Regions from separate parts of the Mus musculus genome. Here region 1 is linked to region 2. The links are chromatin loops, found by intact Hi-C in ENCODE. Cell type or tissue: heart. All regions are shown on one strand.

What was found. A loop is a pair of places that touch in the nucleus more often than their neighbours do. Peaks named below come from ENCODE experiments on the same cell type or tissue, not always from the same donor. Only the 100,000 strongest peaks of a DNase experiment are listed, where the experiment ranks them.
Region 1: a loop joins it to region 2, with 3.0 times the contacts of the local background. A loop is called at or near these places in 6 of 42 quality-filtered maps.

The regions. Positions count from the first base shown.
Region 1 is chr7:15,918,752-15,926,751 of GRCm38, forward strand. Selenow (selenoprotein W) reads right to left here and starts at 3,620. Exons shown (of 6, transcript NM_009156.2): 1 at 3,501-3,620; 2 at 1,698-1,722; 3 at 1,554-1,607; 4 at 1,292-1,366; 5 at 1,097-1,195. The coding sequence starts at 3,529. The coding sequence ends at 1,112. In heart, no CTCF peak of the experiment used is centred here; DNase peaks (open chromatin) are centred at 2,240, 3,610 and 3,850; H3K4me3 peaks cover 3,872 bases; H3K27ac peaks cover 2,952 bases.
Region 2 is chr7:16,048,033-16,056,032 of GRCm38, forward strand. It overlaps a transcript of Bicra not described here. Among named protein-coding and RNA genes, the nearest start is that of Gm32059, 5.8 kb to the left of the region's middle. In heart, a CTCF peak has its summit at 4,042; DNase peaks (open chromatin) are centred at 269, 4,049 and 4,899; H3K4me3 peaks cover 4,001 bases; H3K27ac peaks cover 2,202 bases.

The DNA of each region.
Region 1 (8,000 bases), 130 kb before region 2:
GTTGTGAGCCACCATGTGGTTGCTGGGATTTGAACTTCAGAAGAGCAGTCAGTGCTCTTAACCGCTGAGCCATCTCTCCAGCCCCTGTTGCTGTTAGATTTCTTCATTTTATTTTACGTGTTTAGTGTTGTGCCTGTAAGAACCTGAGCGCTTGGTGCCCATGGAGGTCACAAGAACACATCAGATTCCCTGGAACTGGAGTTAGGAAGCATTGGGGACCGTCACATGGTGCTGGGACTTGGACCCAGGCAAGAGACACGGTTGTAGCTGGCATCGAGCTCACTGTGGAGTCAAGCGTAACTCTGAACGCTTGTTCCTCAGGCCTCTCTACCTTCAAAATGGTGGGGTCACAGGCTTTTCCCACCACGTCGATTCTTACATGTTTTGTTTCTGTATGTGTATGAAGTGTTTGCATGTATGTCTGTGCACCATGTGTGTGCCGTGCCTTCAGAGGTCAGGAGGGGGTTGTCAGCTCCTCCGGAGCTGGAGTTATAGATAACTAGGAACCACCTTATCAATACCAGGAACTGACCCCACATCCTCCGCAAGAGCAGCCAGTGCTCTTGACCACCGAGACAACTCTCCAGCCTCACTGTTTTGTTTTGTTTTGTTTTGTTTTGTTCAGACACGGTCTCCTGAGGTCCGGGTTGGTTGGCTTCTAACTCGTGGCAATCCTTCTGCTTCAGCCTTAGAGATGCTCACTCAATCCCTCCCCTGGTGCTAAGATTATAGGTGGAAGTCACTTTACCCCTGCATTACTCTATGTGTTGGCGTCGGAAGTCTGAGCTTCCCGCATGGTAGGTGAGCACTCTACCGACGGAGCAATGTCCTCAACCCAAGCCCAACTTCCCTTAGCATCCTCCATTCCTGAATCAAGAAGGGCACTTAAGGCAAGCCCCTGCCCCCACCCCCACCCCTGTCCCCATCCCCTCCCCAGTACCACTCTGCAACCTACCAAGTATCACACCCAACCCTCCTGGCTCCAGGGACCCCTGGGATGTGGCCATCTCCCACTCTCCACTCAGAGAGTCCATACACAGGGAAAGATACGACACCGCAAGGTGGCACCCTCCCCCCCCCAAACAGTCTCCCTTACCCCTGCCTCTAGGGCTCACTGGCACTGAGCCAAGGCAGCTTTGATGGCGGTCACCAGTTTCCGGAACTTGCTCTCTGTATCCACATAGCCATCACCTCTCTGAGGGGCAGAGAAGAGAGTTGAACTAATCTCCACACACCGACCAACCCACACTGACACCCCACCCAACCCCCACGAGGCAGGACTCGGATTTACCTTCTTGGAGTGGACCAACTTCCCGGCTACTGTCACTTCAAAGAACCCGGTGACCTGGGGAGTCCCCTCGCCACACTGAGAAAATAAGGCATTAAGACGGGGCTAAGATGACCTCTCTGGGATACTTTCTCCATCACATCCCAGGGAGTGAAGAACATAGGGCAAAAGGATAGAGAGGATTGGCCTAACCCATTCCCACTGCCTCCCAGTCCCAAGGGACAAACAAGGCACGTCATGATCCTATGCCCATTCTAAGACTCACAATGTCCAGGCATCCGGGGAACTCATGTTCTAGCTTCTCCTTGAGCTGGAGGTACTGGAGACAGGGTACAGGGTGGGGGTGGGGTTATCACAGCCAGGCCCAGCAAACCCCCCTACCCTACCCACCCTGACCTACTTCACTCACCTTGGGCTTATAGCCTCAAGCTCCACTGTCAGGTGAATCCAGGGTTGTCGCAGCCCACCAAGACAGCATGGATCCAAGGCAGGACAGGTACCCAAGGGAGGCAGGCAATAGCAGTGCGATGAAGGTAAAGAGAGACAGAGATCCAGATGAGAACGCAGAGGTAACAAAGACCCTCAAAAGAGGGGAAGATGTGCTCATCACACAGAGAGATGTGTGCGACAGTGCGAAGATACATAGAAAGCCCACCCCAAACAAAAGAGCCAAGATGGAGAGGCGGGATGGCAAAGAGATCACAGGTTCCACATAGAGATGCCAATGGGGAGGGAAGCAGGGAAGTAAATTAGGACAAATGCTGCCTCAGTAGAATCTCACCCACCCACTCCCTCCCCCGCCTGGCTGTCACTCAGGAATCCAAGCTCTCTCCAGCACCCAGTACAAAACATAAGCTCCCCAACCCCATGTCCCCTACCTCAGGCCATTTTGGGCCTGGAATCTGGTGCAGTGGCCTCATGGGAGCCTCAATTTATCAAAGCAGGCTGTTGAAAGACATCCTGATAACTAGGGCCTGATCAGACCCCTCAAGGGGGTTGGGAGGGAGGAGGCCACACCCAGCTAGGTGGACCACGGACCCCAGATTCAAGTTACAGGGTTATCGGTAGTAGGACCTCAGGCTGGCCCTGCCTCATTTCCAGCCTCAGTTTCCTCCCCTGTAAGATGGAGACAGAATGGCTGGAGAGCCCCTCAATGGACTTCAGGGGTGCAGAATCCATTCAGCAAGCACTTTTCAATCACTTACTGCAAGCCAGCTGATTATCAGATGCAGATGGAGGAAAAAGTCATCAAGAGAAAATGGCTGGTCTTTCTACGCCTGCCTCTAGCAGGGGCACAATTAATAGCGCTGGCAGGTAACTAACCAACATCATCACCTCCTTCACACTACAGAAGGGGAAACTGAGGCCAGAAAAGAACTGGGGTTAACAGCACCGGCACTCACTGATCAGAAACCAGTAAGAGTTTTTTGTTTTGTTATTTGTATTGCTGGGAACCGAACCCAGGATCTGGTGCATCTCATGCAAACACTCTACCACTGAGCTACACCCTCACCCTACAATCTATCCTATATTACTTTTTCTTTTCGGGGCACAGGGTCTTACTACATCACCCCGGTTGCCTCTAACAAGCAGCTTAGCTGGCCTGGAACTATCTACCTGCCTCTACTTCCGAATGCTGGGATTAAAAGTGTGCATCAACACCACCACTCCGTGACTCAGTTCGCCCTTTTCATGTACACACTGGGAGGTGCGACCACTGTTAACTCACACTACAATCCAGGTACGGGACATCCCCAGACCTCCCAACAGCGCTTATGAGTAAACCCCCAACTACACCACACCTTGTATTCTCTAACTCATGCCGCTCAGTGAGGGGGAAGGGAAACAGCCTGTCGGGAAGGAAAGGTCCCCAGAGAAACCCGATGCTACCCTTCCCCTCCCCTCAGCGCTGAGTCACGTGTTCAAAGTGGCCCCAAGTATCAGTTTCCATTTTCACTGGTGAGATGTCACTCAGATGTCAGATGCCAGGGATCGGGCTCAAGTCTCTGTTACCTCCATCCCACCCGCTTGGAAATCCCTCCCTTTGGGTCTGAAATACAGTCATCGTACTCGGTTACCAGACCCTGGTAGATAGGGGGAGGGGCAAAGAAAAGGGTGGGAGAGGGTCTCCTGGCACAAAGGTTGGGGAGCAGAGAAAGGGCACAACGAGCCGGGAGCAGGAAAAGGGGGAACTGCAGTCACCCGGACTTACCAATACACGACTCGAACGGCGAGCGCCATAGCTGCACGTCGCATCCCCGCACAACACGAGGACCCGACCCACAAGCAACAAGGACCTCAAGCTCTGAGCGTGGGGCCGTGCGCACAGCCGACTGCCTCACGAGTCAGAGCAAACCAAGTGCGGGGGTGGAGAGTGGGCAGAGCTACGGGAGGACCGAGGTTCCGGAGCACGGCGGGGTCTGTGGCCAGGGGCGCGAACCTCAACGCAAGACTCCATGATATCTTGATATCTGGGGTTCTCTTGATATCTGGGGTTGTCTCCATAGACAGCGTCTCTGGGACCAGTAACCTGAGAGCCCCTCGCCGTCCCTTCTCTATGCCATAATGGTTCAGTCCTCAGGGCGGTGGCTCGAGGCAGAGAATTGGTTGAGACTGAAGTTCAGTTACAGAGTGGCTGAGAGGGGCAGGGCAGGGAAATCGACGCATTGGGAGACAGGCAATTGGGATGGATCCCTCCTCCCCAGCGCTAACTGGACCAGACTAAATGAACCTTAGGTCTGGAAAACTGAAACTAGGAGTCCCAGTGTGCGCTTTAGGTCCAGCTGTCTCACCACCGACAGACCCCCTGCGCACCCCCAAAACCATGCAACCCCTCTTTTTGCGCCTTCCCGCTCCCTTCCAGCTGCCTTCCAGCAGAAGGATATATAGAAAGTCCTGGAATGGGGCTTGGACTGTAGCGCAGTTGGTAGAGAACTTGCCTACCATGTATAAAGCCCTAGTTTGGGTCCCTAGCACACTGTTATCTGGGGGCTGTGGTACAAGCCTGTAATCCCAGCATTTGGGAAGAAGAAACTGAAGGACTGAGTTCAAGGTTATCCTTGCTACACAGGGAGTTTGACGCTAGTCTGGGCTACATGAGCAGTTGTCTCGAAACAAAAAATCCAGGCGTTGCCTTTAATGCCAGCAGTCAAGAAATCTCTGTGGGTTCGAAGCCAGTCTAGCCTACGTAGAGCGTTCCAGGACAGACATGAGAGACCGTCTCAAGGGGGAGAAAAAGGTAAAAGTGGACAAAATATTTGAGTTTAGGATTCCTGAGCCTCACTTTCTCCTCCTTGAAAGCTGGACAGATAACAGGAGATAGTCATTCCCACAGAATTTTTTTGCTCTCTAGTTTCTTATCCTCCACACCCTATGAACAAACGGCAATGGCATGCCCACCCCCTCCCTCCCCTCTCTCTACTTTCCCACCACCACCACCACCACCACCAAGGATGGCTCACCAGCAGAGATGTTTATCTGTCACCTGACTTCTTTAATTGACTTCAACCGGCTATCCCCGCCAATGGTTAACTAGGGACCAAATAAGGAAATTTTCCCACCTAGCCCTCTGGTTCCCCATCAGTACCCTACCCTGCACACAGATGATGGGCTGTGATTCTACCCACAGAAAAATGAAATTTGAATCATTCACTCCCCATTTGACTTCATAGGAGTGCGTTGGCAACTGAGGATTCAGAGGCCTAAAAGCAGTAAGAAAACTGTATTTCCCTAAAAGGATGCTTGTTCATGCACTTGGACTCCTGGAAAGAATGAGAGCCAGAATCTGCTGTGTGTGGTGGGGAGAACTCAGTGAAGATAACCAGGAACCTTCTGTGTCCTCGTTGGGCATCTCCAACAGGCTAAATTCAGTGTCGCAGCCTCTCTGTCTCGAGACGGAGGACCTGTGACCACAGTCTGAAAAGGAATAAAGAGTCAGTCTGGAAGAACCAGGAACAGAGACTGAGTCAAGGGTCAAGAATAAATGTTCCACAGTCCCGAGTTTTCCTGTGGTTCCCAACACCCTTGGAACAAAATCCCAAACCTTAGCATGGATGGCCCCTCTGACCCTTTCTCCCAACACCCCAGTGACAGGGACCACTGGGACCTTAGCCACATTCTTGTCTCAGGGCCTTCACACATGCTGATTTAGCCCTCTCACCCCGAGTCCTGCTTTTCCTCCAAGAATCAGCTGCAACCATGGAGGAAAAACAATTCTTTCTGGAAAAAGTCTGCTTTGTGTTCGACACAAGTTGTACCAGTTTATTTGCCCTTACAAAGTGCCCTAACCCCAGTGGCTTACACTGCAGACACACCTCATCTCGTGCTCCTGGTGGGCAGAAATCTGAGATCAGGTAGCTGCAGAGCTGGCTTACATTGAGGATTGAAAAGAAAACTGACCCCACAGCTCTGGGGTCACTTCTGGTGGTCACTGGCCACGGCTGGAGCTACTCGGCTTGTAGGTGAATTACGCACAGGCTAAACAGATGGCGCAGTGGTGAAGAGTACTGGCTACTTTTGTAGAGAATCTAGGTTCAGTTTGCAGCCCCCACGTTACAGCTCACAAGCCTCTGCAACTCTAGTTCCAAGGACTTTGATGCACTTGTCTGACCTCTGAGAGTACTCACTGCACACACTTTGTGCACATGAACTCCCAAGCACATGAACTCCAAGCACACAACACACCTGAAACACACTAGGAACCACACACACACACACACACACACACACACCCTTAAAAAGTAACTGCCTGTCTGCTTACAGAAAGCGAAGCTTTCTCTCTTTTCTTAAAAGATGTATTTATTTTATGTTATTGAATGTTCTGTTTTCATGCACTCTAGAAAAAGGAATCAGATTCCACTCTTCTTGCTTCCAAAATACAAGGAGTCTCTAGTGTGTATCTAGTGTACTCTGTGAGAGGTTTAAATTCAAGCCTGCATTATCGATGCTCAGTATGAGATCTGTGGCACTTGCACTATGGATGTTCACCACGCCTGGATTGCTAGCAAGCTGTGACAGCGTTGAATTCTTCTCTGGGGTCACGAGCCACCAGTGGGTGTTGGGAATTGAACTTAGGATCAAGCACTCAGTATGCTTAACCACTGAGCCATCTCTAAAGCCCTAGCTTCTCTTTCTCTCCTCTATCTTCCTCCTCAGAGCAGCTCCTTCGATTTCCAGTTTGTGCGACCTAATTGTTCCACTTTTAAGTTGTAATAAATCATCCTTGAAGACTAGAAAGATGGCTCAATGGTTAAGAGCACTGAACTCTTCCAAAGGTCCTGAGTTCAAATCCCAGCCACGTGGTGGCTCACAACCATCTGTAATGAGATCTGATGCCCTCTTCTGGAATGTCTGAAGACAGCTATAATGTACTTACATATAATAAATAAATAAATCTTTAAATAAATAAATAAATCATCCCTTGAGCTCTGAAATGAATAAATTAAACAGCAATATACAAAAAGGTAGATCTGGACTGAAGAGACAGCTCAGGGTTAAGAGCACTGGCTGCTCTTGCAGAGAACCCAGGTATGGTTCCTAGCACCCACATGTTGGCTCACAGCATCTTCAGGCTTTATGTGGGCATCATGCATGCATGTGGTCTACACACAGACATGCAGGCAAAATACTCCTACAAATAAAATAATTTTTTAAAAGATAAATTCCCCCACTGAAAAACAAATCTGCTTGGAGCCAACCAGAGAGGAGCTGGGGATGTGGTTTAGAAAGTAGAGGGCTTGATGTGTAGCCTGATCTCCACGTGGGCCCCCAGCGCCTGGAGCAGGGCTGTCGCTAAAGCTATTGCCTGTCTGTGGAATTGGTTCCCCTAACTGGGCTGTCTTGTCTGGCCTCAGTGGGAGAGGATGAACCTAGCCCTGCAGAGATTCGATTTGTGGAGGTTTGGGGGAGATACCCAGGGGGTCCACCCTCTCAGAGAAGAAGGGGAGGAATAATGGGGAGGGGGGACAGGGATCAAGATGTAAAGAAAGTAAAATTAATTAATGGGAAAAAGAGTGATTGCCTGGTACGTTTGAGGTCATGGGTTCAAAGCTCAGTGTCAATAGGGGAGGGATAGGAAATTCTCTTATTCATTTTTGCATTTTATGTGTGTGGTGTGTGTATGGATGCATACAAGAGTGTGGAGGCCAAAGGTTGATCTTGAGTGTCTTCTTCAGTTGCTCTGTACCACACATACTAAATAAATCAGGGTCTCTGGCTGAACCCAGAGCTTTTAGATTTATTTACTTTATGTATGAGTACATTATAGCTGTCTTCAGACACACCAGAAAAGGGCGTCAGATCCCATTACAGATGGTTGTGAGCCACCATGTGGTTGCTGGGATTTGAACTCAGGACTTCTAGAAGAGCAGTTAGTGCTCTTAACCGCTAAGCCATCTCTCCAGCCCAGGATATTCTTTAAAATAAAATAAGTTTGTGATGGTTTGTATATGCTTGGCCCAGGGAAGTGTTTTCTAAGAGAGCAAAGAAGCTGTTTTCCAGAGATAGCCAAGGTTGTACCTCATGCTACAGCTGTACTTGGTAATGTGTAAGAGTCCCCCAGGTGGTACTGGTTTTGAAAGCATGAAGGGGTTATGAAGAACAGCTGAGGCTTGGCACTGTGAGAGGCCATGGAAGGCCAATGGTGAAAGTACAGCCACAGTTGCAATCGATGGCCCAGGACTGAAGGGGTCATGCAAAGGATTTGTGGCTTGGC
Region 2 (8,000 bases):
CGCCCGGGCCCGCCGCCGCCCTTGCAACGAAGCGGCCCCGCGCGGCCCGGCCCCGCGCCCCGCTCCGGGGAGCGCCCCTCGGGTATGCAAAAAAAAAAAAAAAAAAAAAAAAAATTTTTTTTAATTAAATGCAAAAAAAAAAAAAAAAAAAAAACCTTGCTGGTTTTGTGTCCCGCCCCCTCCTCTTCCTCCTCCTCTTCCTCCCCTCCGCCCAGCTACGAGGAGGAGCCACAGAAGGCTCCGCCTGTAGTGTGGCAGCTAATCAATCGTAGCAAAGAGCGCTAGAGCGGCAGATCTGATAGCCAATAAAAAGATGCACACTCTGTGGGCGGGAGCACGGAATGTCGGCACCGCCCCCTGCTCCTGGCACGGCCGGGCTGCTTGGGTGTCTGCTGGGCTGTGGTCGGCAACCTGGAGCTGGTGTTCGAGTTGGTGGTGGTGGAAGAGGAGCCAGAGGGTTGATACGTGTCCGTATCCCTGCGCCAGGCCCGCCTAGGAATGGGCCGTTGTGCTCCCTGGTCCAGGATGGTGGCTTCTGAGGGAGGATGCTCCACAAGGCACTTCAGAAGACTTGCAAAGATAGTGTGGTCGAGGCTTCTTGAGGAGGTGGGACAGTGTTTCCCCGCGTTGGACCCAGAGGGTGCCAGGCGATGGGGAGATTGGGGGTGACCTGGACTCCAGACGTGGCGTATAAAGTCTCTCCGAGCCTGGGGATTTTGAGCCGCTGTAGCGCAAGGACTATGGTTAGCCCTGCTAGATAGCCTGCTTCTTCACGCCTGGCCGGCAGCGCAGATCCGAAGCTCAAAAATCCTTTGAGCGACGCTTGGATTCACAGGTCTATTCCCAGAGCACTTGGTGAGCGGGCATTTTTAGCCCTGCTCAGCACGTCCCAGACCGCACCGGCCTGCCCTTCTGCACAGAACTGGTCTGATTTCTTAACGTTCCGGTCTCACATGCCCTTGTTTCTCCCGAGCTATAGAAAACCTGGTGCACAACAGTAGGTATCGAATAAATGCGTCGTATAAACGACTGGCTGATCTGTTTTGTAAGTCTTATCGTTGATTCCATGGCGGCACTAGGGTTTGGCGGGGAACTAGGTCTTGCTATGAAGCACAGGCTGGCCTGGAACTCGCGCTCTACCTGCCTTCACCTCCCAGGCGTTAGGATTATACTTGTGTGTCACTATGACGAGCTTAATTTCTTTTTATTGCTATCGTGAGGTCTAAGGATATATATAGTTAAGTAATGAGGGTGTTTTTGTAGTATGTGGAGGTCCGGGTGCAACAATGAAAAATTGTAAGAGGCTGGAGGCTATGGGCCATGAACAAACGAGCAGGATCCTGCTAAACATCAGCCTTTGCTACTTACTTGCTGTGTGAGGTGATGTAAATTATTTCATCTGTCTGTGCCTCTATTTCCTGTTTTCTAAAACGCTGACTGCAAGTTTGTTGCTCAGTGGATAAGGGCGCTTGCCACCAGTCCTGGCAATGAGTTCAAACCCCAGGAGCCACATTGGTAGAAAGAGAGATCTAACGGCAACCAACAAGTTGTCCTCTGAGCGCTATGCTTATAATGAATGTTTTTGGTGTCTTTTTAAAATGTGATGGGCCGGTTTTATAGAGCGACCATAAAGAAAAGAAAGTGCCTGCTGCTCCCTTTATATGGTGACGTGGTAGACTCCATTGCAGAAGTGAAGCCTTGAGTGTTCAACTTTCACGCTTGGGAAACCAGCACTGTGCACACTGCTTTTATTTTTGTGTAGTTGGCCCAATGAGTTGACCTGAGGATGTTTCCGATCAGAACTGCCCCAAGGGGGCTGGACGTGCAGAATCACTACATTTGGGAGATGTGGGCTGGACAATCAATAGTTCAAGGTCATCCTCGACTACCTGAGGACTACAGGAGAGTTTGTCTCAAAAAGTCTCAGGACTTGCCCAAAGGAGAAAGGGTTAGCCTCCATTTTCACCAAAAGGGAAGTGTTTTGTCCAAGATCATCCAGGAAGTGGGACCCAACCCTCTGCTGAAAATGTCCTCTGTGCAAAATGACCTGACCTGGGTGGCATTTGGTTGTCTGTACCAGAGCTACCAGCACTGGAAAACTCAGAACTTAAAGCAGGACAAAGAGCTAGATGACTTGAGGTCAAGGGGTTGACTTTACATGAGCTTATACATTCACATGGGAAACGTGTTCTAACTAGCTGCATCAGGAATTCAGTGAGAGGCATGCATTCCCTTGTTCTTCCTGCCTCGCATCCACCTTAGTTTATTAGGTGAGGCAAGGAGCAAGCAAGTTACAGCCTCAGTTTCTCTACATGTAGATCATGCTCTACAAGCACCAGATTTCATTTAATTTAGTGTTTGGAGAAAGAGGTCTTGCTACATAGCCCAGGCTGACTTTGAGCTGGCTATTTCCTTGCCCCAGCTCCTCCAAGTGCTGTGCTACCATGTCTGTCTAGGTTCTGGGTCTTTCTGCACTGTGGTATATCTTCTACCCCTATGATGGTACTCAGCACTTAGTATACAAGAAAGGTTAGCTGAGGGTTCAAAGTCATCTTCTGATGTCCAGCAAGTTCAAAGCCTGGGCTACACAAGACCTTGCCTCAAAAACAAAGGTTTGCTGGAAAGATACTATCTATGACGAATACCCCAGACCTCTTAGCTTAGGCGAGGGCTGTAAACACACGCTACTTGGAAGTCCTTGGCTGGGTGTGGAGGAGCCAAGACAAGCCAGCCCCCAAGCTGAGCAAGAGCTGGCACAGACCTGGGAGATCAAATGGCTATTTTCCCTGAGCATCCCTGAAAGCCCATCCAGGCTTCCAAGCTAGTGACAAGAGCCCAAGGTATTCAAAAAGCACTGTGGGGCTGGTGACACAGTTCAGTTGCTAGAGTTTATCCTAGGTCCACATACACTAGGCATAGTGGGCTGCACACCTATACCCCAACACTCTGAATGTATTCAGGAGCATCAAAAGTTTAGGATCAGCGCTTGGAGACATAGCTCTGCGGTTAAGACTTTGAATTACTCTTACAAGAAGACCCAGGGACTGTTCCCGGCATCCATGTCAGCTTACAACAGCCTTTAATTCCAATCCCAGAAGAGTGCATGGATACCCTCTTTTAGCCTCCTTAGGCACTGGAATTCAACGTGTATATATTCAAACAAGAATACCATAGTTCGAAATAAAAATCAATTTCCAAAAACAACAATAGTCAATCACATATCAAATCTAAGGCTCACTTGGGCTACACATGACCCAGCACATCTTTAGTTCTAGCACTTGGGAGGCAGATGAAGGTGGGTCTTTTTGAGTTCAAGGCCTGCCTGCATAATGAGACCCTTACTTGATGAAGAAATAATATTTTTTAAAGAGCTCAGATGGTGCCGGGCAGTGGTGGCGCACGCCTTTAATCCCAGCACTCGGTAGGCAGAGGCAGGCGGATTTGTGAGTTTGAGGCCAGCCTGGTCTACAAAGTGAGTTCCAGGACAGCCAGGGCCACACAGAGAAACCCTGTCTCGAAAAACCAAAAAATAAAAAATAAAAAAAGAGCTCAGATGGCTGCTGCTTCTTTCTTTCTTTCTTTCTTTCTTTCTTTCTTTCTTTCTTTCAAACCTCTTTTGCAGGTTAAACCCAGGGTCTCACACAGCAAGTCACCATCCCTAGCCTTCTTTTTCACTTCTTATATTGACAGGGTCTAAGTTGCTAAAGTTCAGGGCTTGAACTTGCTATCCTCCTGCCTCAGCTTCCTTAGCTGCAGTGATGACAGACCTGCACCACCAGGCTAGGCTGACAGTTTTAATTATGATAGTATAGTGGAAAAGAAAAGGTAGAAGCCCCGTGTTCTTGCTGTGGACAAGGCCAGATATTGGAGAACTGCCTTGCCCGAAGGGCCTGACATCATCTTGTCCTCTGAACCCTCCTCCAGCCTTTTTCCGCACATTTCTGCATATGCCTTAGCTCTTATCAGAGCCCTGAGCCTTTCAGAAACTCAGCTCACTACAGCCCAGCTCCTACCCTGGAGAACCTCGTCAGCGCCATCTGTCTACAGACGGTGTCAATAGCATCCGCTTAATAGCCTAGGTGGGCTTCAGTCTTGCTCTGTAGCCTAGGGCGGACCTGGAACTCTCCTGACCCCCCAGCCTCCACCTTCCGGGATTACAGCTTTAACCACCACGCCTGGATGGTGCTGTGAAAACCAGGGCTTCTTAGATAGTAGATTAAGTACCAACTGCACCACATCTCCAGTTCTATTTTTCAGTGTGTGTATGTTTCTCTCCTTCCAACACGTGGTTTCTGGAGATAAATTTCAGATCAAGTTTTGGTGGCAAGCGCCATTATTCACTGAGCCACCTCGTCAGCCCCTCTTCCACCTCCCCACCTCCGGATTTTAAATAAATGGCTTCCTCCACTGAAAGTAGAAACACTTCCCCGCGGCTCCTGTCAGGCAATGGAAGCTTCAAACTTTGCGCCCCAATTGTTTCATTATCCGAGAAACTGATGGCACACGATTGGTGCATTTTTTCTTTTGCATATAACACTTCAACAACCAAAGCCTGACTCCCGTCCTGAAACACTCCTGCCTTTCCAGGTTGCTTTAAATAAGGGTGAGAAGAGAAAGTTTTTACGAGACTTCCAAGGGCCCGGGTCTTGGTGGCCAGGAGGAGGAAGAGAAGGGGATTCCTTCGTAGTCTCTGTCCTCTAGCTATACCCTTCCACTGTGGCCATAAGGTACCCCTTCTGAGGACAGCCAAGACCGGAGCGCTGTAATCCGGCAGCAAAATCAGGCAGCGATTAGCCCAGCCCGGCCTGGGGTCCTCAGCACCGCAAGTGCGAGGGGCGGAGTCTGGCCTTTGATTGGCCGCATGTGGGGGCGTGGCCACAGCTCCGCCCCACCTCTACCCCCCACACACAAGATAAAATAGGCTTCGCGCCCTGGTGCTCGAAATTATTCGTGTAGTGGGTGTGGCTTATGTTTGTTTACACGCTTCTATTGGCTGCATTTGAATCGGCCCGAGCGGGTGGGCTTCGGAGGCGTGGCCTCGGAGGGCGGGGCCGGCGGCTGACAGCTCTTAGAGTACCGAAACGCTAATGAGGGGATTTTGGATCTGAAGAATCCTTTTGGGGTTTCTGTCAGCTTCCTTAATAAAGGCCAGTCAAGAAACTGAGGCGCACGTTTTTGTAAACATTCCTAAAACAAAATAAAACAAAAACCATGACTATGTTTTAAAAAGCAGATGCAACCTAGCTGGCCAACAATGAAAAACTCTGAAATCAGCTATGATCCTGGCCCACAGTGGGACAGGAAGTCACTGCAATAAACAAGGAAACCGCAAAGTGACACAACAGCTTTTGCAACCACTCAGGGAGAAGGGGAGTTCTGTAAATGCCAAAAGTATGGATGAAAATGGACACGAATCATTTGCTGATGAATTGCACAGAATAACTTACAAAATGGAAATGAATGGACAGGAGTTGGGTGGATCCTAGCTCATTTTGTAACTGTTTTTGTTTGTTTTAGCTTGGTTTGGTTTTTAGAGGCAGGGTTTCTCTGTGTGGCCTTGGCTATCCTGGAACTTATTCTGTAGTCTTCCCCAGTGCTGGAATCAAAAGTCTGGGTCGCCACTGCCCACTTCGTTCTGTAACTTTGTAAAGTTAGAAATTTGTAGCATCTACTCAAATAAATATGCTGTAAATTAAAATAAACAAAATACAAATTTAAGCCACACCTTACATATAAAGGTAGCACACACCTCTAATCCCAACAATCTGGAAGCAGAGGCAAGTAGATTTCTGTGAGTTCAAGGCTAGCCTGGTCTACCTAATGAGTTCCAAGACACTAAGGACTAAGTAGAGAAAGCCTGTCTTAAGAACATAAAAATTATTGTTACTTTTATTATAAATTAACTTCTGAAGACCAGGTCTTAGTTCCTGAGTGAGAAAACTACACAGGGGATGTATTTATTCATCATGGGCCATCACAGCTGGGGCAGAAGAGAGTGGCTTTATAATAACAGGAGGAGTCAGACCCTTCATCTTCAAAGGACACGTTCCAAGCCTCCCGTGGATGCCTGAAAACAGATAATACTAAACATTGAATACTACTTTTTTTCAATTCTTTTGAGATAGGGTCAAGGTTGGCCTTGACCTCCTGATTCTCCTGCCTCCACCTCCCGAGCACTAAAACCTTAGGTATGCACCAGATTGAACCCAGGATTTTGTGTCTTCTAATCAAGAGCTCTACCACAGGTTCTTTTTCTGTAGCCCATGCTAGGCTTCAATCAACACGCCTTTAATCCCAGAACCTGAGAAATAGAGGCAGGTGGGTTTCTGTGAGTTGGAGGACAAGCTGGTCTAGATGGTGACTTCCAGGACAGCCAGGGCTACACAGAGAAACCCTGTCTCCAAAAACATAAATAAATAAATATATACGTATATAAACATAATAGCAAAATAGACCCATTATAACAATATACTTAATAAAAGCTACTTAGAACTTAACCAATGTGTGTGTGTGTGTGTGTGTGTGTGCTTTTGAGACATTTTCTCACTATGTCACTTGGCTTGAACCTCACCATGTAGACCAGGCTGGCCTCAAATTTACCAAGATCCGCCTCCATCTGCCTCCCAACTGCATGCACAACCACATCCAGCTTCACTAATTTTTATACTTTATTTTCATTTTTAAATGACATTGTGTGTGTGTGTGTGTGTGTGTGTGTGTGTGTGTGTGTCTGTGTCTGTGTCTGTGTGTGTGTCTGTGTGTGTGGTGGGCATGCCTCTTTCCTTTATGTTGGTGTGCAGATTGAACTCCAGTCGTCAACCCTGGTAGCAGAAGCCTTGTACCTGATGAGCCATCTTGCCAGCCTTGGGATTTTATTTTTGATTTTTAAGATTTTTTTATTGTTATTTATGTGTATGTCCTATGTCTGTGCAAATAAATGCTTGAAGAGTGCAGACGCCCTTGGAGACCAGAAGAGGTCACTGGATCTCTTGGAGCTGGAGTTACAGACAGTTGTGAGTTGCTGGAAGCCAAAGTCTAAGTCCTCTAGAAGGCTTAGTCACCAAGCCACTCTTCTAGTTTTCTCCCCAAGTTCCCCTCCCCCACCAGTCCCCAAGACAGGGTTTCTCCACGTAGCCCTGGATGTCCTGGAACTCACTCGGTAGACCAGACTGGCTTCAGACTCAGAGTTCTGCCTGCCTCTGCCTCACAAGTGGTATGGTTAAAGGCGTGGGCCACCACCACCCAGCTCCAGGTTTGGCTTTTTGAGACAAGATTTTGGGCTAAATCTCACCATGGGGCTGGAGAGATGAGTCAGCTGTTAAGAACACTGGCTGAAATTCCAGACAACCCAGGTTCAGTTCCCAGTGGGTCACAAGTATCTCATGGTGATCCACCTGCATCTACCTCTCCGGTGACGGGATTATAGGAGTGTGACATTATATCCAGCCTAAAATAAATCTTTCAGAACACCCCCCCCCCCAAAGAGACCAAAACCAACCCAAAACAAAATAACAAAAAGAATAGTTGTGCTAGGAGTAAGGTTGTTGAGAGGAAAAAGAATGAAAATTAAGCCCCCAGATTGTTAAATATGGATATGAGGTTTCTGGAGGTGGTGAGGCTGAGGCCAGCGTGCAAATGGTGGTTAGCACAGCACCGAAGAGTACGTGAAAAATGTTCAGCATCGTTAGTCATTAGGGAAGTAAAACCACACTGTGAGAGCAATATACACAGGGTGATCATAGTCAGATGGTGTGATGCCACATCTGTTACCCTACTATGGGGGAGGGAGCAGAGACAGGTGGATCTCAGGGGATTGCTGGGTAGACTACTGAGCAAGTTTCAGATTTAGTTAGAGTCCCTGTCTCAAAAAAAAAAAAAAAAAAGACAGAGAGCAATAGTGGAAGACACCAGATGTCAATCTGTTTTCCGTACATACATGTCCTAGCACCTGCATGCACACATGAGCATGGGTTGCACATGCACACACACGTACGTACAAA